Linked DNA regions of Homo sapiens: all the other regions are linked to region 1. Evidence: chromatin loops called from intact Hi-C (ENCODE). Cell type or tissue: heart left ventricle. All regions are shown on one strand.

Region 1 (8,000 bases):
CCTCTCACTTGTGATATTGGCAGATGGAAATTGTCAGCTAACTAGTATATTCCAATAACTGAAGTACTTCACTTTCCCAGCCATTTTGGATGTTGGATTGCCATTCCAATGTGCTTCCAATGGGCAGTTGCTGTTGGCTAAAACAAAGTTCGTAAATCCTTTTGTATTAGTCAGAGTTCTCCAGAAAAAGAAACCCAATAGGAGATATAGATACAGATAGATATATAAATATATAGATATAGATAAAAATATTGGTGATAAAATACGGGCTCACATGTTTATGGAGGCTGAGAAGTCCCACAATCTGTCATTGGCAAGGTTCAGGCCCAGGAAAGCTGGTGATGTAGTTTGAAGACCTGAAAGCCAGAGAGCCAGTGGCTGTAGATTCCAGTTCAGGTCTAGCAGCCTGAGAACCAGGAGTCCTAAAGGCAGGAGAAGATGGATGTCCCAGCTCAAGCAATCAGGCAGACAGCAAGTTCATCCTTCCTTCATCCCTTTGTTCTGTTCAGACTCTCAACAGATTGAATGATGCTTTTCCACACGGGGGAGAGACAACTGTTTTACTCAGTCCACCAATTCAAATTCTAATCTCTTCTGGAAGCATCCTCACACACATACCCAGAAGTCATGTTTAAATAGCTATCTGGGCATCCTGTGATCCAGTCAAGTTGATACATAAAACTAACTGTCACAATTTTTTTTCTATAGTATGTATCAAAAAACCTTAAATTATATTCTAGAAATTTATCCTAGAAAAATACTAAACAAGTATGAAAAGCTGCTTTACAGTGATATTCAATGTGGCATTTCTTATAATTTTCAACATTAAGGAATAACCTCCCTGTCTAATAAAAGGGGAATGGACCCAAAGATATTATATAGTGACAAAATGGAATTCTATACAGTCAATAAAATGGTGATATAGAAGACAATTTAGTGACATCCGAATGTGTTAATGCCATTTTCTTTAGTGAAAGAGTAAGGTGTCAGAGTGTGTAGTAAAATCACGCTTTTGTTTTAAAAAGTTATGTATCTTTAAGTTTGTGTGTACAAGAAAGAATATTGCTGAGATATGGATATTTTTGGCTTGCTGCCCCTAAGAATCTATTTGTATGAGTTGTTAAGACTGATATTCATGAGATCTTTATGTTTTTTGGCTCAAGAAAGAGAAAGACATATTGGGGATGAAGATAGCCAAAGTGATGGAGGGAAAAGGCGGTGGGAATGATTTCAATGGCATGGACTCTGTTTCAAAACCCAGCCAGAGTCAGGTTTTGAGTCTCAAGTGAGAGAGAAGTTAGGGAGAAAAGCTGAAGAACTATGTTGGTAAAAGTCTGCTAGCCTCTAACTATGCCACTTCAGAATCTAAGGAACAAGAAGGGCCTTAGATTTAAGAGAGGGTCACTGGTCAGCCTCTCTCCACCCTCCCACTCATTTCTGGCTGGCACCAGCACAGGGTACCTGTGCCCACCAAAAGAGCCATCTCATGGAGAATAGCAGCAGCATGGATGGCAAGCAGGCTGGAGCAGGAAAGAGTTGTGTTCCCAAGCATATGTGAGACTCCAGGATCCTGCAAGACATGCCCCGAGGGACAGCTGAAATCCACAGGGAGCAAGTGGGGACTGGGATCTGTCACAATGTGTATAGTAATCTAATGTAGGTTTTTCAACCTTGGCACTTGTTGACATTTTTGAGTGGCCAATTCTTTATCATTGAGGGCTATCCCGTGCATTGTAGGAAGATTAGTAGCATTCCTGGCTTCTACCCACTAGATGACAGTAGTCCCAACTCATTTAGTTGTGACAACCGAAAAATGTCTCCAGATATTGTCAAATGTTCCCTGGGGTCAAAATCTCCCTAGGCAGAGAAGCACTGATATAATGGAATCACAACTACAATGACAGGTTAGTGAAAATTGGTGCATGATAACGGCTAACATTTAATGAGTCTTTGTAGTGTTCTGAGCTTTATGGTTTTAACTCATTTAATGCTTACAATAACTTCATGAGGTGGGTTCTATACTTATCTTCATTTTAAAGATGCGGAAATGAAAGCACAGAGAAGTTAAGTAACTCACCCAAGCTTACACAGCTGATAGGTGGCAGAGCAAGAATATGACCCCATGCAATCTGGCTATGGAGACTTTGCACTTAAGAAATGCAATAATATATTAACAATTATGGACCTTCTATGTGATTGCCATTGTTCTTTGTAGGTTTTTATTTTTGTATTTTTCTAATTTTTTTCCAATAAAAGAAGTAACCTTAATAATAAAAAAAACATTATTTAGCAAGTAATTTACTAAGAGCCAGTGTTGCAGGACACCTGTATGAGCCCGCTTGCATGGTGAGTATATCCCAGCAAGGAGTCCCATTGGGTGTCCTTGTGCACAATCCCAAGAAAAGACCAAGATGGCCAACATAATTTTACACTTGGACTGAAAAACAACAGTATAAAAGACAGACTTGGCAGGGTGTGTATTTTCTATGGTTTGCTGAGTTCAATCTTCATATCGTCTCTCCTAACTATGCAGTGAATGAATTCGTAGTCGTCCATGCTCCATGGCTCACCACCCGCAGGCACTCACCTGAAAGCAGGCAGAGGACAGCCTCTCACCTTCAGCAGCAATGGGCTCCTCTCTGCGTGGTTGCTGATGCTGTTCCTGGGTGGAGGGGCTGGTAGTGTGTGGGTGAATAGGCATGGAGGCTGAGGCTCTGGGAAACAAAGGGCTGAGCCCATAGGCTTGGACTGAATCTTGCCCATTTGTCAAGCGCTGGCTATGGGAGGCACTCGGGGTGATGATTCCTGCCAAGGCTGGGGCTGGCAGCTGAGCGCTTCGCAGAGCCTGCCTGTCAGTCACTGCTTACGCTCATCCCTTAATGGCTCTTCCCTTGTCATTTGCCTGGTGTCGCTTTTATCTTAAGTGAATTTAACAATGGTGAAAGGTGCCAGTCTGAGATCCCCAGAGAGGAGCTTTGCCGGAAGAGCAGTTAGAATGAAAGTTGCCTCCATCAAATTGCCTCCGCTGCCCCATCTCAGGAATAAGTAACCCCACGGCTGCAGGGGTACCCCGGAGGCCTGGCCAAGCCAGCCGAGCTCTTCCCACAGCTCAGCAGGCAGCCTTAAGGGAAGCCAGCTGCATGCAGGTCTGCAAAACTGGAGACATCTTGCAATTGCTTTTTTCTTAATTTCCACACCCAGAAGTATTTCAGGAGGAATTTAATCTCTATGTTTCTGGTTCATTTACAATAAACTTGTCACAGGATTCTTTCCAAAGAGCCATTTGGTGCCCAAGAGGACTTGTGAGCTTTTTAAACATATATCCATCTTAAAAAAAAAATCTTGAACTAACCAGGTTCAAAGCAATGTCTGAGCCACACATGAATAAGAGATGGTTTTAAATTTCAAATCCCGTTAAATTCCTAAGAGTGGTTTTGTGAGGCAGCCCATCTCACAAATCAATCAATGGCAGGTGAAAGCAAGTATCAGTTTACTGTCCCTGGGTTGGGAGTTGAAGTTAGGGTGTGAGATGGGTGAGCAGGAGAAGTAAGAATAGAGGAAGCAAGAAAATAGACTAGCCGAAGGCATAGTAACTCCAGTTACTACTTCCTACCTCTTACTATATACTAGGTACTATGCTAAGTTCTTACAACACTGTAGCAATTTTCAGATTACCAAGAAACTTTCCCTGTTTTATACATGAATAAACTTAAGTTTAGAAGTTAAGTAAGTTACTCAGTTCACGCAGCTAGTAACTGATGTATCCAGACTGAATTCAGCTCCTTCTGAATGCAAATCAGCAACATTGAAATGAGTGGGGAAAATGGAGGAAAGAAGAAGAAGCTCAGCCAGTTCTGGGTTCCACCCTTTGCCACCGCCCATCAGGGTTCTATAATGCCAGAGCCTCTTTTTCTGTTTCCATCCTCATCACCTCAGAAAGCATGGTGGGATGGAGGGCGAGTCTGGCTGATTCCAAGACATCTCATTGTGCAGACTACAGTTGCTCCATTTGAAGAGCTTGCTTTCATTGCAATTGCTGGACATCACCTCCTATTCACCTAGCAAATTAAGCTTGAGGTACAGCTAGGAAGAACTGAGCTCTGGCTTCTTGACCTTTGAGTGAAACCTGACTTTACTTCTGAAGGAAACTGGAGGCAAATGATTTCCTAGGCACTGAGGTCAGTTATTTCTGTGGACCTTGTATTTATTCATATTTATTTATTTTTTGTTTATTTATTTTTTGAGACAGAGTCTCACTCTGTCACCCAGGCTGGAGTTCAGCGGTGTGATCTCCACTCACTGCAGCCTCCACCTCCCGAGTTCGAGCAATTCTCTTGCCTCAGCCTTTGGAGGAGTAGCTGGGATTAGAAGTGTGAGCCACCATGCCCAGCTAATTTTTTTTTTTAAATATTTTTAGTAAAGACGAGGTTTCACCATGTTGGCCAGGCTGGTCTCGAACTCCTGACCTCAAGTGATCTGCCCACCTCAGCCTCCCAAAATGTTGGCATTACAGGCATGAGCCACCATGCCCAGCCAATTTTTAAGACAAAATTTATTTGTATGTTCTGAAGATTTAAAAAAGAAACAGGGGTGTGTGTGTGTGTCTGTGTGTGTGTGTGTAAGATATCTGTGAGAACAGAGGACAGTTTTCTGCTCTACCAAGACCTGAGTTTGCTTATCACAGTTGCACAACAGTTTATTTGAGGCCTTACTTCCCTTGCTATGTAGTTCATGAAGTGCTGAGGACCTCTGATGGTAGGACTGTTGTATTTGACATTATGTATGCCACACGGAGAAACAAACTATCAGATGCATTTATTTTGATTGTCTTTTTATCTGGCACCACTGCCTTCTGTGCAGTTTATAAACATGAGCATAGATCTCTCCAAGCATGAAGGCCACTTGCAGGCTGCCCAGTGCTTATTTCTCATCTATTTAAATATGGATGGACACTGTGCTCATCCTTTTCTTTAATTAAGGGCTTTCCATTGAATCAGTAAGTGTAAAACTCCCAAAAGAGAGGATGAAAAGCGCTCATATGAAAGCAACCCACTGAATAGGATATGAGAGGACCTTGGCCACAAGGCCTGCCACTGTAGAAGGAAGTAGCTCATAGGTCCAGGCCTGAGCAAAGAGAAGCTTGAGGTGATGAGAAAATGTGAAATGAAGCCCAAGACAGGGGCTTTCCCTGGGTCTCCAAGGTTTATAAATACTTCTGGATGCAAAGGCATGGAAGATGACATACCTCTATCCACGCTCAGGAGATGATGTTGGTAACAGATGTAAAAAGGATTGGAGAACTATAAGGAGAGGGGAAAATGCCAATTTCAAGAGGCAGCAGCTCCTTGAAACACCTGGGATAGCCGAGTCCAGACTTGATTGGTCTCCCTCTACTGTCAGCTCCTCTGGCAACCATGGTCGACCCCATAAAAGGCAGTACTTCACCACAATCAGGTTAGTATTGACTTTTCCGGCTTCATGTAACCCTGTGTTTCCACATATCATTCCCTTCTCGAAACCTCCAAAGGTTTCCCCTTACCTGCACAATGAGCTCCAAACTCATTTCCTCAGCCTCAAAACTCTTTGCCACTTTTACTTTCAATATTTCCTCAACAATGTGCACAATGAATGCTTTACCCTATTAAACCTGATCCATTTGTCACTTAGGAGACCCTCTGTCCCAGTTTTCCCAGAACACGGGATTGTTGATGCTAGAACCAGGAAGTCCAAGGCAAACTGGGATGAGGAGGTTGCCTATCTAAGCCACCCCTGGATGAACACATTTGAATTGCTCTGCTTCCATACCTCTCATGCTTCTCCCCAGCTTAGAATGCCACCTGGTATTTTCTCTACCTGTTAGAATTTATTCATCTGCTAAGGTCCACATCAAATTCTATCTCCGGGGGGAAGCTTTTGCAGATCCCCCACCGTGACAATCCATTTCTCTTTCCTTGGAGATCCCAGTAGCTCTGGTTGTCTGGGGGACTGTAAGAGGAAGGAATTGAGTAGAGTGGTTGGGAACATGAATTTAGGAGGTAGACAGATGTGAGTCTGAAATGTGATTGTGATCATTGCTGATTGAATGCAAGTCATTTAGCCTCTCTGTGCCTGGACTTTCTCGTGGTTAATTGTGGTGGGACATGTAACTATAATACCTAGCTTTTTGGGAGGTTGTGAAGATGAAATGAAATCATATATATAGCACCTGCCTCATGTGGCATATTGATATATACAATGTTACTGTTCTTTGGTTCCTTTATTCAGTGAATATTTGTTGAGTGCCTTATATATGCTGGGCCCTGTTCCATGAAACTGAATCAAACAGATTAAAAAAAAATGCCCTCAAGGAGCTTAGATACTAGTGGGGAGTGGGGGAGACATAAATGTAAACTATAAACTGTGGCAGATGGTGATAAATGCTAGAAAAATAAAGCAGCAAAAGGGAGATAGTGAAGGTTTTATATAAGGTAGAGAGAGAGAGAGCCTTAAGCAAAGACCTAACAAACGTGAGGGGTTGAGCCATGTGGATATCTTGAGCAAATAGGCTTCCAGGTAGAAGGGACAACAAGCACAAGGTACTGAGAAAGACTGTGCTGGAGATTTTGGGATAATATGACTGGAGCAGAAGGAAAAAGAAATGTGGTAGGGAATGAAATCAGAGGTAGTAGGAAGGGCAGTCCATGGAGGACTGTGGAGGTAACCAAAGTACTGTGGCTTATTCCTTGCACAAGAAAGCATGACCCTGAAAGTGTTTTGGACAGAGAAATCCCATTTTCCGACTCCTCATTTTAAGAGTCGTTCTTACACTGGGTTGAGGATAGACTATAATTGCGGGCAAAGGCAGAAACAGGAAGACCTGTCAGGAGACTGTTGTTGTAAAACTGGGTGAGAGAGGAAGATGACTTAGGCAAGGGTGCAAGAAGTGAAGGTTATGAGAGTGGTTAGATTTTGGCTCTTTTGGGGGGTAAATCTTGGCTTTTTTTGGAGGTAGATTCAACAGGACTTACTAACAGAGAGTAGCCTGACTCCACTCAGGAATGACTCAAAGGCTTCTCTAAAGAAGGATAGCATCACTTGTCAACTGAGATGAAGACTGGGGATGTGCAGGCCGGAAAAGAGTTTAGCTTTGGAGATGTTACGTGCGTGATTTCTTTTAAACATCCATATGGAGTTGTTGAACCATGTTAACCAGGCAAATCTTCCTTTAAAAAAATAAATCTCAGGCTTATTTAGTAGTTCAAGAGGAGGGCAGAGATTAGTGGGGGATAACTAAAGCCCTTCCCTGAGACCTCCCCTAGGTACTACTACCACTACTCAACCAGAAGCTCAGATTCACCATCTTATCCTTTTTTTCTGAATCTCCCTCAGTTCTTAGAACAGGACTGGGCCCAATAAATTTCTGATTTGTATTGTCTAGTGACAACAGAACTGTAGAGCAGGAACTTTGGGTTTCAGGAGCTCTTTTAAAACAGAACCTTTGTGCTTCTAAGGCCTTTTCATAAAAGAACCCTGCCCTCCACGTGGAAGCTTTCTGAAGGCACCCAGCATATTCCATAGTCCTGCGTGAACCTTAGTGAACACTCAGGTAGGCAATGCTTGGTGGCAGACAACTTCACTCTTCCAGGTTCCCCAGAAACAAGAGAATAAAAGGCAGAAGATGAATGGCCTTTGCCTCTGAAACAGCTGCTACTGCTCCCACAACTGCATGGCCAGTTGATTTAGAGATTTGTGAAGAGAGCCTCTGAGCCCCTCACTTCTGCCAAGTGAATTGCCAGGAGCATCCCATGGCAGGAGTTATCGTTCTACTCCAGGTGCTGCAGGACAAATGCCCTGGAGTTGGAAGATGAAATACCCTTGCTCCTAGAGGAAGCTGCAGGCACGACCTGGGCACACATGTGAAGATGAAGGTTATCCTGCCCTGAATAGCCAGCAACTTGGAGCTAAGTCAATAACACTCATCAAAGACTAATTCCAGAGGGAGGCACCTAGGACTTGCTGTT
Region 2 (8,000 bases), 1.4 Mb before region 1:
CTCCAGGTATGAGTTCCCATAGCCCTTTTACACAACTCTACTGTATTTTATCCCTTAAAATATTTTTTCTTTTCTTCTTTTCATTTCATCTCATTCACTGATTCATTCAAGCATAATTTGGGCCTCTAACATGCGTCTTCAGTGTGATGGGGGCCTCGTGGATGGCAAATACAGATATCACTAGGAAACATTTCCTGGACCCCAAAGGTCACAGCCTCTGGAAGCAAACATGCAGGTAAGAAAATGATTAAAGCAAGGAGATCGGTTTCACTGGACAAGGCGCTGGGAGCACACAGGGGAGGAAGAAACTTTCTGAGAAGGTTGGTGAAGGTTCCAGTGGAGATGAGTTGTGAAGGGTGAGAATAATTATTAAGTGAATAATGACCACAGAATGAGAGTGGGGACAAGCCTAAAAGTTCAGAGATGAATATGTACACATTGTGCTGTAGGAGACTTCTGGAGTCTCCTCTGGTCTGGGGTGACATACGTGACTTATGGGAAAGCCGGAGGGGAGGAGGCTCTGGAAGCAAATGGGGCCAGATCCCAAGCTTCTAACATATCTTGTTAAGGGACAAGGTTCTTGTTCCGAAGTCAGAGACTGTCAACCTAAGACAGAACAGCTAAGATGCTCCTGCAGGATTCCACGGGAGGGATGAAGAAGGCTGACAAAAGAGGTGGTAGCAAAGAAGGGGAGGTGGGATCCACTCAAGAGGGGGTGAAATTTTCAAGAATTTGTCATACCAGGTTTACCTGAAGCTCTCTCTGGGTTCTGTAAACCTGAGAGTGGTGCTGGTCTGCGTGGATTTCTTATCCTAGCGCCTTCCTCTGTGTATGGCAGGGCGTAGGTATACAATCTACACCTACTGGGCAAATGAGTGAATGGACAACTCACGGTCTTAGCAAAAAGAGTTTATCTACCTGGTTCTCTTTGGGAATGGGTTCTAATAAAAAAGAGAGGAAAAGGGAGAGAATGAGGGTAATAAAATACACGTTTAATTTGAGGCCATATAGTGAGGGATGGGAATGACCCCCCAAGTAACGATGCCATTGCCTCATCCCACAAGCAGCTTCTCCTAAAACGGTCTAATATGGGCTTACCTTTGGAGGTATTTGACCCACTGCCCACACCTCTCCCTCGTTTGAGCTGCCCTATCTCCTCAGAAACTCTCCTCCTCCTATCAACAAAGGGATACCAGTTAGGGCCAACCACCCAGCCCCACCTTCTTAACACAGCACTTAAAAGTCAAATGTTTAAAAGACATTTTCATGGAGCCTAATAGCACATAGAAAGTACTTGATAAATGGCAACCCTTATTTTTCTCTGTAACTTGAACCAGCTCATTACCTAAAAGTCTCTAGGTCTCTGCTTTCCATGGGAACAAGAAATCCTTCCATGTGTATAAATGAGATTAGTCTTCTGAGTAGCATCTTTGTATTTGGAATGAAGTCTTTCTAGAAATACAATGACTTAAACCAAGGAATGAGTCTAATACCGGAATGTTCCGCTGTGGAGGGAGAGAGGCAGGGGAAGCATTCTGGAGCCAAATGCATTTTAGCTTTTTTTTACATTGTACCTACAGAGATGTTTCCCTACTCAGCTGATGAGGCCTGGCCCCAGAAAGACCATATCGCTTTGGTTTCTGTCCCTTCATAAGGACCATCCAGAATGGCTTCAATATGTTTTCCATGTGTGGAAGTGGTTGTAACTTTCAAAAGATGTCTTGGTGGGGGATGGGTTTGGACAGTAGGAAAGGGGCTGAGGGGATGAAGCAACCAGAGAAGAACTTTGGCACAGAACAACCCAGAGAGAAGAATGAGGCAAAGCCAAAATGAAATGTACTTCTTTGCTCCATCTTTGCTCCATTTCTTGCTCAGAGCTTATACACTGTCTAATTCTGTTTGCAGGGCATTATAACCACACACACACACAAAAACACATTTATTTCTACATTGCTCTCTTCCCTCTCCCTCCCAGGCATTTATTGTTTCCTAACGGGTACTTTGCTAGGCCCTGTGGACATAAAGACACTGAAGAAACAGCCTCTGGTTATGGAACTCATTGACTGGTAGGAAAAGAAAGATGAGTAGAAAATATTGGGATAATCATAGCAAACACTTCAATTCCCCTTACTATGCACCATTCTAAACATAGTACATTTATTCACTCATTCAATGCTTACAACACTATGAAGTAGATAGTGTTTTTCAATACTCCCATTTTGAAAATGGGAGGACTAATGCACAGAACAATTAAGCCACTCACCTAAGGTCACACATCTAGTAAATGGTCAGGCTGGGATTCAATCCCAGGCCTCTTAGCTGCACCCTGGAGCACTTCCTCTACCCATGATGCTATTGTGCCACAGAAGAGAGTATCAGCCCTGTCACCTCTGGGAAAGTTTCTTAGAAGAGATGGTGCCTGAATTTTGAAAATGAATATGATTTGCTCAGGCAAAGTAAGAAGGGGCCTGGTAAGTTGCAAAGAGGATTCCGGTTAAAGACAATGTCAAAGCTTGCAGGTGTGAGGGCATGGCTTGCACAGAGACTCACAAGCAGCATAAGATCACTGGGAAGGATGCAGGGTATTGTGGTAAACCCAGAAGCTGGAGAGGTAGTTGGGAGCCAGATCCCAAAGGGTCTTCTATTTCAAGCTAGGAAATGTGGACTTAATTCTAAAAGCTATGAGACACCTCTCACAAGCTCAAGGATTAGTAGACTTGAATTATAGATGCCGCAACTCTCATTCATGTGCATTTCTGAAAACCATATTGTGAAGTATGATGACTCCAAAGAGAGCAGCCATGCCTTGCTGACCATTCTCTCGCTCTCCACTCTAGACCTGCCCTCAAACACGAAGATAGTCTTTTGCTCATTCATTCATTTATGCAACATTTATTTAACAAATATTTATTAAACGCCTATTATGTGTTAGGAACTGTGCTAAGTGCTGACATTGCAAATATAAAAATGAAACACAGACCCTGCCCTGAGAGGAACAGTGTTTATTGGGGAATTGAAAATATAAACACATAGCTTCAAAACAATAGGCAAAATGCTATTTAGTGGGCATATTCGGAGTTCAGATGATGAATGACAGAACAGGCAGCAGATCTTCATGTTTAAGCACACAGACGCTGGAGCCATGCTGCTCTGGATTCACATCCCAGCTCTGCCACGTGATACCTGTATGACACTCGGCTAGTTGTTTCATTGCTCTGTCTCAGTTTCCTCATCCAACAAATGCAGATTATAATATTAACTATCTCATAGGGTTGTTACAAACATTAAGTGAGTCAACATTTTAAAGTTTCTTAGTACACTACACAAATAAAAACTCTGAAGTGACCGTGTTCCCCAGTAGATGTCACTACTACATAGCTAGTTAGGTGAGATAATATCTGAGTTCAGGCTGACCACATTAACCATTCCATAAGAAAACTGATACATAAATGGCTTTCTTCCCAAAATACAAAATATAGCAGAAGGTAGGTTGTGAAATAAATAAGAGTGAGGGGTGATGATCACCTGTTTATAAAAAGCTCTTGTAAATCTCCAGACCCACTTGGAAGTTTTAAACTTTCCCCATATTGGCTCTCTGATGGAAGCCATTTTCTCCCTGCTTTCTAAAAACCCTGGATTTGATTCCTTCAACTCAGGCCTTATCAGGGAGCACCTACTCCTTTCTAAGATGTGCAAGTCGTTTCTGAGAAAGCACGTGAATAATAATTGACAGAAGCCACCGAGGCCTAACTCTTAGAGGAACTGAAATGGGAAATTGGGACACAGTGGCATAAGGAGGAACTTTGTGAAGCAGCAGGAGGTAACTTAACTTGGGCTAGCTTTATGACAGCTGAGGCTGAGCCTACAGCTTTATTTTCCATCAGCTGACAAAGGTGAAAGTTCAGTATTTCTGATTTTGCTCCATGACTTCCGTAGATCTCAGCTTAGGTACAGCATTGGGTGAAGGTGTTTTTTTTTTTTTTTTTTCTGGTTCTTGATTCTGACATGACCAGCTTTTGAGGTAAAATGAGTAGGCTAAGATCACAAGGGTAATCATGCACTCATTTACTTGCCAGGTTTTTAAGAAAAATCTCTTTTGGTCCAGGCTTTGTGTGAGGTGAAAGGACGTGGAGATGCATGGCCCATTTCTTCAAGCATTTTACCGTCTGGACTTCCGTGGGAGAGAGAGACATGTAAACATATCAGTAAAATGCAACCTTTTAAATATGATTTAATAAATGTCAACAAAGTTTGTAAAGAAGAAATTGAGAGGATGACATGTGACCTTTGTATTGAAGGATTAATAAGAGTTTGCCATGCGGAGTAATGAGAGAACATTCCAGATAGAAATGTTACCATTTAATTCAATTCTGACACTAACTGCCTGAAGTGAGTTGAAACTCCGCAGGTTAAGGGTTCAGACCCACAAGACTGCCCCCTACTTCAGAAGCGAATCATAAGTAGAGGTTCCCCAGGTTGCCATGATTTTATATGTCTTGGCTGCAAATCAGGAGTCCCCACAATCACCTTCTCAGTTTCAATAATTTGCTGTAAATGACTCTCAGAACTCAGGGAAACACTTTGCTTACATCTCCCAGTTTATTATAAAGGATACAAATGAACATCCAGGTAAAGAGGTACATAGGGTGAGGTCAGGAAGAGTCTAGAGCAAGGAGCTTCTGTTCCTTTGCAGTTTGGGGTGTGCTATTCCCCTCCCTGGCATATAGATTCCTTTACCAACCCAGAACCTCTCTAAACCCCATGGTTTAGGGTTTTTATGAAGGTTCTATTGTATAGGAATGATTGATTAAATTATTGGCCATTGGTGATTCGCTCAATCTTCAGCCCCTCTACCCTTCCCTGGAGGTTAGGGGCTGAAGTTTCAACCCTCTAGTCACACTGCTGATTCCTCTGGCAACCAGCTCTCATCCTAAAACTATCTAGGGGCTTCCAGCCATCAGTTATCTCGTTAACATAAACTCAGGTATGGTTGAAAGGAGCTTGTTATGAATAACAAAAGATGCTCCTCTTACCTCTATCACTTAGAAATTTTGAGGGTTTTAGGAGCTCTGTGCCAGAAACTGCAGATGAAAATCAAATATATATTTCTTATTATATCACAATATTACAGAGGGTAATTTTGGGTACATAGCACAGTTTGCTCTGACCCTTGTGAAGGATGGCTCTGGTAATAACTATCAGCCTTAACACGCACTAGCTAATGATGTTAATAATTGCTAATCTTGTTGAGTGCTATCTGTCAAGCACTGTGCTAAATGCTTTCTGTGTATTACCTCATCTAATCCTCATAATCCTATAAAGAAGGCAGGATAGAATCAGACTCTGGAGCAAAGCTTGGGCTTCAGCCATCTGGAGCCAGACTGCCTGGGTTTACACACTGACTCTTCCTTATTGACTGTGTGACTTTGGAAAATTGCTCAATCTTATTTGTGCCTTAGTGTTTCCATCTATAAAATGGGGATAAAAGCACCTACCTTTGGCATATGAGTTTATTTTTGGAGAGGGCAACTCAAGAGTTAACCTGGGCTGCAAGCTGCCTTAGGCATGCAGAGCCCAGAATGATTTGAAAACCCTGCTCTGTATCCACCCATTCCTCTCTGTGAATGAATTCAAGAAATTCAACAGGTACAAGCAATCACCGGAAAGCTATTTGTTGTGATTGGAAAACACTCAAAGAAATGGAGTGCTTCATAGATGATTTAATATTTTAAAGGTGGCACATGTGAATGAGTAAGCTCAGGGTATATGAGCGAGTTTACATTCCACATCAAGGTTTTACTTAAAGTTTACATTTTGTTTAAATGAGAAGTAAGATCAATGTAATATGGCTTAAACCTTTCTCAGAAATTTATGGCTTCTTTTAATAAACCTCATAAAAGACACTATTAAACACATGCAGCGTTCTTAATGTAATGGTTCCATTCTTGAAATATATAGTATTTAGATTGCATCTAAAATGCTGTAAAAGTATCACAAAGGCTGTAAAAATATTGTTAACGGGAAGAAATCTTTTAGGGGGATAAATATTTTCTTGGAAAAGGAAAAAGCTGTGAACCTTTTAGGCAGGGAATGGCTTGGTTTTGAAAAATAACAATTTGCCTTTTTTATGTTCTTTCTGTGGTTCTACTTCAGCCAATTATTAGATTAAAGCAAGCTGTTGCTACGTGCCCTAGAAACTCAGACGGATTTGATGTTGCACCCTAAGTTTGTGAGGACAAGTTCCATTTAAAGCTTTAATGAGGTCAAGGGAATAAAGAAGGAGGCTGGCTGAGTCTTTTGTGTTATTTTAGGACTGTATCTTAGAATTACGAGGCTTGCATAATGCCATGGAAAGAACACAGAAGTTGAAGTTAAAAGCCCTCCGTTTGAGACCTGGCTCTGCCATTTACTAGCTTTGTGACCTGGGCATAATCACTCAAATGCTCTGAGGCTCGGTTTCTTGAATCTGGAAAACAGGGTTAAGAATACCTGCTGTAGCCACTTTGTAAGGATATTGTGGGGTCAAATGAGATAATGCATGAGAAAGTGCTTTGAGAGCCAGAGAGGCATAAAGTGCACATGGACTTTATTTATTTGACAAACATTTATTAAACACTTATTATGTGCACACACAGAACATTAGTGAGCCAGAGTGAATGTGCAGAGCTCACTTGGGTCAACCCTGCTGTTTTCCCCTTCCTTTTGTCCTCCCTGTATTTTGGCTGAGCCACTTATAAACCATTTTACACAGATGAGGGTCTATTCTATTATTCAAGAGAAATGTTGGCACCCTTTTTTGGTGACCTGTTTCCCTCTCTATAGATGGCTATCTTTAGAAAAAAATTTATTAAGTATAACTTAAGACATATATAGTGTGAATAATAAATAGAGAAGCACCCCGTGCTACAGTTGGAAAGAACACTTGAGTCCAACCTCTTTACAACACAGATGGGAAACAAAGGTTCACAAACGGGAGATGGTATGCCCTGCCAAATTAACTTCTCATATGCTTTAGAGAGAGATGGAAATATACGCCACACTACTATACACAAATATCAATTCAATGAGAAAAGTAACACTTCTGCCTACTGCACAGACTTATACTGTCGAGCATAACTTCACAAAACGTCATACCTTAGTCTTCCCCAGAAGGACAGTCTTAAATCAACATGGACAATCAATGAACAACTGAGATAAAATATTGAAGGTTGAATGAAGAGAAAACTCTAGCTCACGTGGCTTTTCTTATTTAGCTCCTATTAAAAGATGAAAAGATATTTAGCATTTTCCATTGGATGAGGTACATTTAAAGAAGATTTATCAATTTAGTAGACTATACAATGTTAGGTGCTGATGGCCATTAAGCCATTTGAGTTAATTTTTCTGAGATGTACATCATTTTTAAAAATTTTATCTTCACAGCACAGCTTTTATTAATAAATCTCAGAGAACTTTGCAAATATCTAGGGATGCATGTTCTCACTTGTAAGTGGGAGCTGAACAATGAGAATACATGGACACAGGTGAGACAGCCAGATGGGAAGGGCTTCCAGGCAGAGCCCCCCACCAACCTGAGCTGGGGTGGAGGCACAGAAATTCACGCCATTTGCAGTGGGGAGGAGCCTGGCCCTTCCCCTTCCTGGGTGGAACCTGGGATTAGAACTGTGAGGTGGGAAGCCTGTACTAGGAGGACTCTAGCTCCGCTGAGCTCCTGTTCCCCCTTTTTACCTTTATGCCTAATAAACCCTGCCCTGCTCACCCTTCAAAACAGTTTGCACGCCTAAATCTTTATGGCTGTGTGATAAGAACCCCGTCTTTAGCTGAACTAAGGAAAAGTCCTGCAACACAGGCAGGGGAACAACACACACTGGGGCCTGTCGGGGGAGGGTGGTGGGGGAGCGGAGAGCATTAGGGAAAAGAGCTAATGTATGCCGGGCTTAATACTTGGGTGATGGGTTGATAGGTGCAGCAAACCACTGTGACACACGTTTACCTATGTA
Region 3 (8,000 bases), 130 kb before region 1:
GATGAAATTGTTTGGAAAGTTAGAGAAAAACTAGTTCTGTTCCTATTCAGTTTGTAGATATGGGCCGGAAAATGCCATTTGCCACTAGGAGCTGGAAGCTAATTTGTAGCCTCAAGACAGTAGTGACAACGGCAGCGGGGTAAGACAACATGGAGGTGTGCACAGCCCAGGCAAGTCGTTGTAATATTTCACCCATGGGGTTTCTCTACATCCTGGCGGAGAAGGGTGATTGTGAATCACAGATCCCACCCAGAATCAAAACTTAAACATGCTTCCTCAAACCTTTGAGTACAAATAGTGTCTTTACCCTCTTCTGGTTATAATTTATTTATTTTTTAATGGAAATTTGAAAGCAGCCATTAAAGATGACTTCCAGGCCAGCTCGTCTGACACAAGGTGAGATTACTTCAGAACTAAGTGGTTCCCAGAAGGGTCTTCCAGCCTCAGAAAGACCGAGGCTTCCAGTGTGAGCTCTGCCAGGCCAGGAGGATGGTGTCGCCTCTGGCTCAGGGGAGACTAGGGTTGAAGACTGTGGCATCTCCTCTGAGTGAAGACTTAAGAAGCTGCAGGATCCTTAATGTACTTGGGCAAATAGCAAGAAAGGACTATAAAGAGGAGAAAAGATGAGAGAAAGAAGACCTTTTGAAATGTATTCTATTGGCTGAGGATCTATGGATTCCTTAGCCTTTGACGGTATCAGTGTGAGCTTGCCTGGAAGCATAGGTCAGTAAGGTGGGGGTGGGGGGTGTCTGTGTGCATTTGTGTGCGTGCGTGTATGTGTGTATGTATATTCTTGGCTTATCCTGGTTTCTTCTGTGTTGTTGATTCCTAACGCGCAGAAAAACCAAACTCTTAACTCTAAATCTATCCTGCTTTTTTATTCTTCCCAAAGGGATCTTTATCAGTGAGATTGATTCAGATTTAACCAAAAATCTAAAATCTATCAGTCACCAAGCACTACTGTGTGCTTTTGTAAAAATAACCTTATTTAATCCTTAGTAAGAATTAAGGCATAGGTGAAGTCGTGTAGTAGGAGTCTTGGGCCTGGCTTTGAACCTAGACACCCAAGGCCTGTTTTAGTGTACGTTTTTTTTTGTGCCATGCTGTGGCACTAACAGAAGAAAGCTCGTGCCCATACTTATACTTTTCTAGGTATTAAAATGTGGTAGGACAAGGAAATCTATCATGTATTAGCTCTTGCCAGAAAGCAGGCAATGTGCTAGGTGCCTCACTGAGACTCGGAACTGCAGAACATTTTTACCTCAAGGCTAAAGAGTATTGAGAAACTTCTGTTTTCTCTATGGTTGCTTCCTTTAGGAAATACCATTGTAGAGAGAAGCTTTCATCTCCACGGAATGCACAGCAAGTTGCCGACCAATGGCTCCACATTTTTCATGCTTTTTATGTGTAACTAAGAAGGAAACTGTTCCTTGTATCATGGGTTACCACAGGCAATCCAGGTCTCACACACCCTTCCCTGGCCCTGGTCCTGGTCCTGGCCTTCTGTCTTTCCGATGGCTTTCCCCCTTTCCTCATACCTCTGGGTATGTCAGTCTAAGGCCAAAGCTTGTGTAAGTCATGCCCTCCTACCAACTTCTGTAGCTCCTGTTTAGGCAAAGGGGTTTCCCGAGCAGCAGTCCAGACTTGAGCTATTAAGGACCAAAGCCCCTCGCCCAGGCAGCCGGCACCCATCCAGAAAGGCAGGGGCCTATCGCCCAGCACATTAGCTTTCTCCCTGCCAGCTGGCCCAGGGAGGCGCAGCGTGCCAAGTGGGGAACGTGTGAATGGGATCCATGCCCATGCATCCCCTGAGAAGTAGAAAATGCACGTGACCAGAACCGCCAAAACCTAACCCAGGGAAAAAGATGACAAGAAAAACTTGGTGTGTTTCTCTAAAGACAACCACAAAACATAAACAAACAAACAAAAACCTAAAACTGTCTCAAGAGTGTCATATAATTTTGTTTTCATCTCTTGCCCTAAAACCTCACACAAAGTTTTACACATTGTGGCTGTTGGCTAAATGTGAAAAACGAGTGAATCTAAGAGCTCCTCGCAGGACCACGTTTATTTGGAAAGTCAGCACGGTGCCTGGCACCATAGTAAATGCTCAATAAATATTCCTGGGCTGAAACATTTGAGGGCCGCAAATTCTTGCCTTTGTTTGACTAAATCCTTCAAATCCCTGAACTTGGTTCATTTACTAAATCCTTCAAATCCCTGAACTTGGCCTACCTGCTTGGCAAACCAAGAAAAACAGTTGGAATGGCTTAAAAACAATAATATCTTACCTTCAATACAAATCCCCCACTTTAAGAAACCCTGGACCTAGATTAAGTCCCACCTCGGTGTCTCTGAGATTCTAGAGGGCTGAGAGACAACCCGGGGGAACAAGGGTGGCTTTCAACATTTGGAGATTTCTTAAACTACAGCTTCTCATCTGAAGAGGCCGCTCCAGGCCTACTGCAGCATCCAGGGTCTCCACTTGGGGCTGGAAGGTGTCAACTCGGGTGGTAACTGCTTTCCCTGTATAATCAGAAGCGCTGACTGACACCTATCAGTAATGCTGACTTGTAAAATTTAGAAAACAGAATCATCAGTCATTTCTATTTGTTTGATGAATAACTCTTTAAAAATCACCATTAAAAAAGGCATTTCACATCAAACAGAGAGATTGAGAATAAGGAGTGAAGAACACGAGGACCTGCTGCCCTGAGTTTCAAGACACTAACAGAAGATTTGGGTCCCACCTTTGGTTGAGAAGAATCAAATTAGAGCATAGTTATTTTTCAACTTGAGGAGGTTCCGGGCTGTGGATATATTGTGCTTATAGGAAGTAAACAAAATCAGAGGAAGAAGTGTATGTGCATCAGTTGGATGCACACAAATCTTCAGATTTTCAGTTGTTATCCACCCACCCTGGCAATCTCATGTACCCACAAGCCTCAAAGCAGTTGGTGTCCTGTGTCCGAGGGACTGGAGGAGCGTAAACCATGGGCTTCTTGAAGTCGGAGCCCATATCTGGGTCATCCAAGGTCCCAGGATCCAGCTCATTCCTGTCACCTTGGAGGTACTTGAGCAGTAATTTGTTTGATTGCACTGAGCGTTCCTCAGAGGGCCTGTTTGTGGAGACAACCTCTATGTGGCCCCTTGGCTGCCAGGCCCTGTCAGCCCTCACAGAGTGCTTCTTCCCCAGGTACCAGTCAGGAACCAGGCCTTTCCCAGCACCCAGAGCCTTTGTCACCGGTAATGTTGGCTTCCTGGGGTCATACCAGGCTGGGTCCAGGAAGCTCTGGCTTAATGCCAGTGTAGTTTTGCTTGTTTAGAATTGTCAGATTTGATAAGGCAGATTTGACAGTTTTTTGAAGTGGATATGGAAGAGGTGGCAGAGAGAACAGCCTTCTACCCAACAGCATGCTGGCTCTGGTACAACTTGTAACTGGAATGCAGGGGGAAAGAGAGCACATACAGGGAATTGGCTGCCTGGCTGAGAACAGGAAGCTGAGGCACAGATCCTTGGATCTCACCAGCCCGTATCTTCCCTCCTTGATTCTTTATTATATTGCTCTTAAGAAATATTGGAACAGACATTTAGTGTCAGGGGCCCTGTGAGGTTGTGTGGGGAACCGCCTTTCAGGAGTTCACAGTCTTGCTGGCAAGATGGTAGGTGTGCCCTGGCATGTCCTGAGATGCCCCATGGCTGTGGTCTAGGCAGTACGTGCCCTGGTGCCTCAGAGGCTTAGAGATCATTTTCGGCTCTTCTCGTCAGGGCAGATTTCATGAAGGATTTTGAGCTGAGATTTAAAATGAAATAGGACTGTAGTAAGTGGATTTCTGTGGCTGAGAAAGAAGAGGGCATTCTATCACCCAATACAGTGGCTCTAACCATGATGGTGGAAAGAGGTAATGGGAAAGGACCAGATTTAGAGAAATTAAAAGAAATTAGGAAATCAATAGAAAAAACTTCCTTCTTTCCATTACTATCTGATTGTTTTCTTCTTGGCCAGAGTATCGGTGTGCCTTGGGCATCAGAAGAGACTGTGTGTGTGTGTGTGTGTGTGTGTGTGTGTGTGTGTGTGCGCGCGCACACACACACACGCACAGAATAGATATCACATCCATGTAGCTGCCTGTTGTGAAAAGGATTCAGAACTCCAATATTGTAGAGGACTGAAGTGTCTGAGAGTTAAAGATCTAGAGTTCAGTGTCGGCTGTGTCTCATTTGCTTTGATTTTGGGGAAATGTGCTTTGCCTTTATAATCTTCGGTTATCTGCTATGTAAGTTTGGAACATTACTTCATGTTTTGTAAGGTGATGTAATTCAGTGCGTGCAAGTACTTTATGAACAAATAAAAGGTATAACTCTGATGCTCTCAGGAAGCAAGCATTTTGCTCTTTTCCTAAAACTGCATAGCTGACTTGGGAATGAGGCGGGGAGAGCTGGTCTCTCTTTTCTAACTCTTCTGGTAGGATGTGGTAAAGACTGAGCTCCTGGGCAATAGAACACTCTGCATGGAGGTTTGTGCCTACAAATCAAACAAAGAGATCAGCCAGAGAGAGCCTGCCTTTTTGCACACACCGTTGGGAGGCTACCTTGTGCCTTTCCCCAGACCACCTGCCTCTGCTTTCTGTCTTGTTCTTTATCTGTTTCTCTCTCTCAGCTCAGCTTTGGGCCCCTGGACTGTTGTCCAAATCTGAAGACCACCCTCCCTGTAGATCTGCCCTCCTCCCCTCCCAACCTGCCCCCACCTGTGGAAGTTTGAATCTGAGCAGAGGCATTCCCCCAGCATGAACCTGGACACTTGACTGTCCGCCCGCCTGGAGAACCAGTCCTTGGTGAAGAAAGAGTGCCCTCTAGTGGGCATTGGCTGGAGCTGCTCCGGACCCACGTCACTCAGCCAAGGACAAAACAACCCGCCACACGGCCCTCCCGCCAAGGATGATCTTGACTATGCCTTTGGGTTTGGTTTGTTTTTCTCCTTGTGTGAAGAAAAAGAAAGAAAGAACAGCAGGAGACAAGTGGTGAGAGCAGCTCCCACAATGCTGTGACAGTCCCTTTATCTTAGGACTTTTACCAAAGAATTAACCCCAGGGCAAGCGATGGCAGCAAGGTACATGTGACATCAGAAGCTTTTTAAAGGACTTGTGACAATTCCTGTATAAATCACCTACCTGTCTCAACTGGTCTCTTCCATAATTGGGTGGATTTGTGGGAAGGAAACTCTTTCTGTAAGAATGATTACCAAATGGGTTAAATATCTTCATGGGCGCAACCCCTCTGCAGATTGCATATCCACTGCAATCAATGACATTTTTCGGGTAGTGGACGCGTCCGGGCCTGCCTGGCCATTAAAACCCTATATGCATGAGGACAAACAAGGGATTTGGCCCTTTAAAACCTATTTCAGAAAAAAGCTGCTGGGGTGGGGAGGGAAGAGATGAGGGGGAGGGAGAGAGCGCAGGGCACCCATCAGGGAAGCAGGAACCTGATCATATGTGATGGTTGCTGGATTAGGTAACAGCTCCGCTGGTTGAAATTGGATCTTGGAGGATGAGTGTTAACATCTCTGGTGTCCTGGCGAAAGGTTCATTTGAGTCTTGCATGGTGCTGCAGAGATAAAAAGGAGCTTTTAAATAATCATTTTGTCTCCTACTCACCAGAGTACTGGCTTCCAGCAATAAATAGGTAGCATCAGTTCTGCTTAGACATATCACCCTTTTCATTTATTTATTTAATGTTGGTGTTTTTTTTTTTTTTTAACCGCCGAGCTGAACAGTTTGTGTATCAGTGAATCCCAACACCCATTCTTAATAGTGGTATATTTGGATTCTCCTTGCGCTGGCTACAAATATGAGCATGCAAGGTTGTTTATTGGTCCATCCCTGTCCCCTCCAAGCATTACAGACACAGCCCAAATCCACCAGAACTGAATTTTCTATGCAAAATAGTGCAAGATGGTTTTCTTTTAAGGTTTTCCCTTGTTCATATTGTTCCTTAAAAAAATTTTTTTTGGGTTTTTGCACAATCATTTTCTATTTTCATAATTTGAGTATAATTTAAAGGGTGTAATTTGGAAATGACTGTTGTTGGTTTTTCTACCCGCCGCCCTCCCCCCCCCGCCCTTTTCTTTTCATTCTTTTGTTTTCTTCAGAACTCTGATTGGGGACCTATTTATGTGTCTTGAACTCTAAGTGTAAATGCAAGCAATATTTATGCCGTGGTGCATTGTATCTATCTTATCAATTTCTAATTGGCCACATTTAGAAACTAAGTCTATTAACTCATAGTGAATTCAAATTTCTTTTTAGGGAGTATTTATTTGCAGGATTCACAAAATGATGTGAAAGCTAAGCGAAATACTAACACTTTCTTGCCCCAGCCAACCCACCACCACTGCGCCCAATTAAATGTATCCTTCATACCTGAAAGAAAAGAGGCAGTATGCTTTATGCTTTAAGCTTTGCAACCCTCCTGAAACTTCCATGGCGGGTAGGGGCTTGCAGTTTATCCTTTCAGTGTTCTTTGCCAGCCTTGACAATTTCCTTTCTTATTTTATTTAAAACCAGTTAGATTTGAAGGCCAAGAAATGTATTAATTAGGAGGTGTGTAGAGTTTGTGTGAAATTGTTTGTGCTTCCCATTGACTATTTTAAAAAGATGGTGTTTTAAAAAGATGGAGCAGAGGCATGAAACTGAGAGGGGTTGGAAAGAGGAAATATTCTCAGAGGTTAATATTAGGTATATGGGAAATATTCATAGTGATGTGTGCGTGATCACCTGTGTAGCTCCTGGAGGAGCGAGGATCAGAACTGTCTCTCTGCCTTGCCTCTCCCTTCTTTCATACCTCACTGAGTTTGGCTGGAGGAATAAGCTGATGGAATGAATGAGGCCGCTTGGGGTACCCATGTGATTGGAGGAGGTAGGATACTTGATGTCAGCTCAAGTAGGCAGTGCTTAACACTAGCCCTGGCAAGGCAAGTCCTGACCATTAATAGGACATCATTCTTTTTTGCTTTGCTGTTGTTGTTGAGACCAGAGGTTGTCCTAAAATCTCTCAGTGTTGGGCCGCATGCAGGACCAGTTGGGTGTGGAGTAGCCAGGTGGACCCACTTGAAGGCATTAACACCCAGCTGAAGGGTTACCAGCCTCAGCTTCGTGGGGAATGTTCCTGCCAGCCGTGGGGGCTTACGGCCTCTTCTGAAGGAAGTATATTGGACATGAGATTCAGTGAGCGAATGAGAGAGTAGAATTTTGCCCCAGCACAATGTTTTGAATAATCGAGCTAAAGTGAAACAACTATATTTATTAATGGCTCAGAGGCGATTCTTTTTTTTTTCTAATTTGTAAATGACCCATAAATTTCTTTGTGGATAAGGCTATTAAAATTTATCATATAAAGAGAAACAACCACATAGAGGTGAAGGAGAGGCTGCTGGGCGCTGCTGCCAGATGTTTGGATGCCCCGAGATTCTTTTCGGTGCCTTTAGGGCCTGGTATTCAGGGCATGGTTACAGCAGCCATCTACTTTCTTAAGGAAACCTTTGTTAGTGGCAATTTGTTCTTCAGAGTGCTTCGGAGATTTAAGTAAATAAATTTAAGAAACAATAACGTGACTAAATCCTTATTGTGCAAAGATCAGCCAAAGGAGCAGTTTCCCATTCAGTCTCCTGAGCCTACAAAGGAAGGATTTTATTGGAAAAAAAAGTCCACAAAATAAACCTCAATGACCTCCTAACCTTTTGCCGTCACCACTATGGCAATTTTGTTTTTGTGTAGCAGAATATTACATATTCAGGTTTGAAGAGAGAAGATCATGACGTGGTAGTGTTGTGGTTTGCGTCTAGGGTGCAGGCTTCCTTCTTTTCTCCTTCCCAGCTACCTGCTCTCCCTCCTCCCTCCCTCCTTTCCTTCCTCTCATCCTTTTTTACTTCACCACGGAGCCCAAGCTTCTGCCCTGCACCTTTTGTCCTCTTTGCTCTTTATGGCCACCACTGATCCAC

The links. Hi-C counts contacts between places; a loop is a spot of excess contacts. Peaks named below come from ENCODE experiments on the same cell type or tissue, not always from the same donor. Only the 100,000 strongest peaks of a DNase experiment are listed, where the experiment ranks them.
Region 2: a loop joins it to region 1, with 2.5 times the contacts of the local background. A loop is called at or near these places in 4 of 110 quality-filtered maps.
Region 3: a loop joins it to region 1, with 6 times the contacts of the local background. A loop is called at or near these places in 19 of 110 quality-filtered maps.

Annotation. Positions count from the first base shown.
Region 1 is chr1:164,909,689-164,917,688 of GRCh38, forward strand. LOC107985451 (a long non-coding RNA gene) reads right to left here and starts at 2,687. Exons shown (of 3, transcript XR_001737807.2): 1 at 2,588-2,687; 2 at 275-422; 3 at 1-137. RefSeq lists a silencer at 4,544-4,838. In heart left ventricle, a CTCF peak has its summit at 4,744; a DNase peak (open chromatin) is centred at 2,803; H3K4me3 peaks cover 268 bases.
Region 2 is chr1:163,532,641-163,540,640 of GRCh38, forward strand. No RefSeq gene overlaps it. Among named protein-coding and RNA genes, the nearest start is that of NUF2, 210 kb to the left of the region's middle. RefSeq lists an enhancer at 5,535-6,709. In heart left ventricle, a CTCF peak has its summit at 3,338 (motif pointing right); no DNase peak of the experiment used is centred here.
Region 3 is chr1:164,782,643-164,790,642 of GRCh38, forward strand. The region is part of intron 2 of PBX1 (PBX homeobox 1); the gene reads left to right. Among named protein-coding and RNA genes, the nearest start is that of PBX1-AS1, 12 kb to the left of the region's middle. In heart left ventricle, a CTCF peak has its summit at 4,874 (motif pointing left); DNase peaks (open chromatin) are centred at 1,737, 3,204 and 4,859; H3K27ac peaks cover 1,997 bases.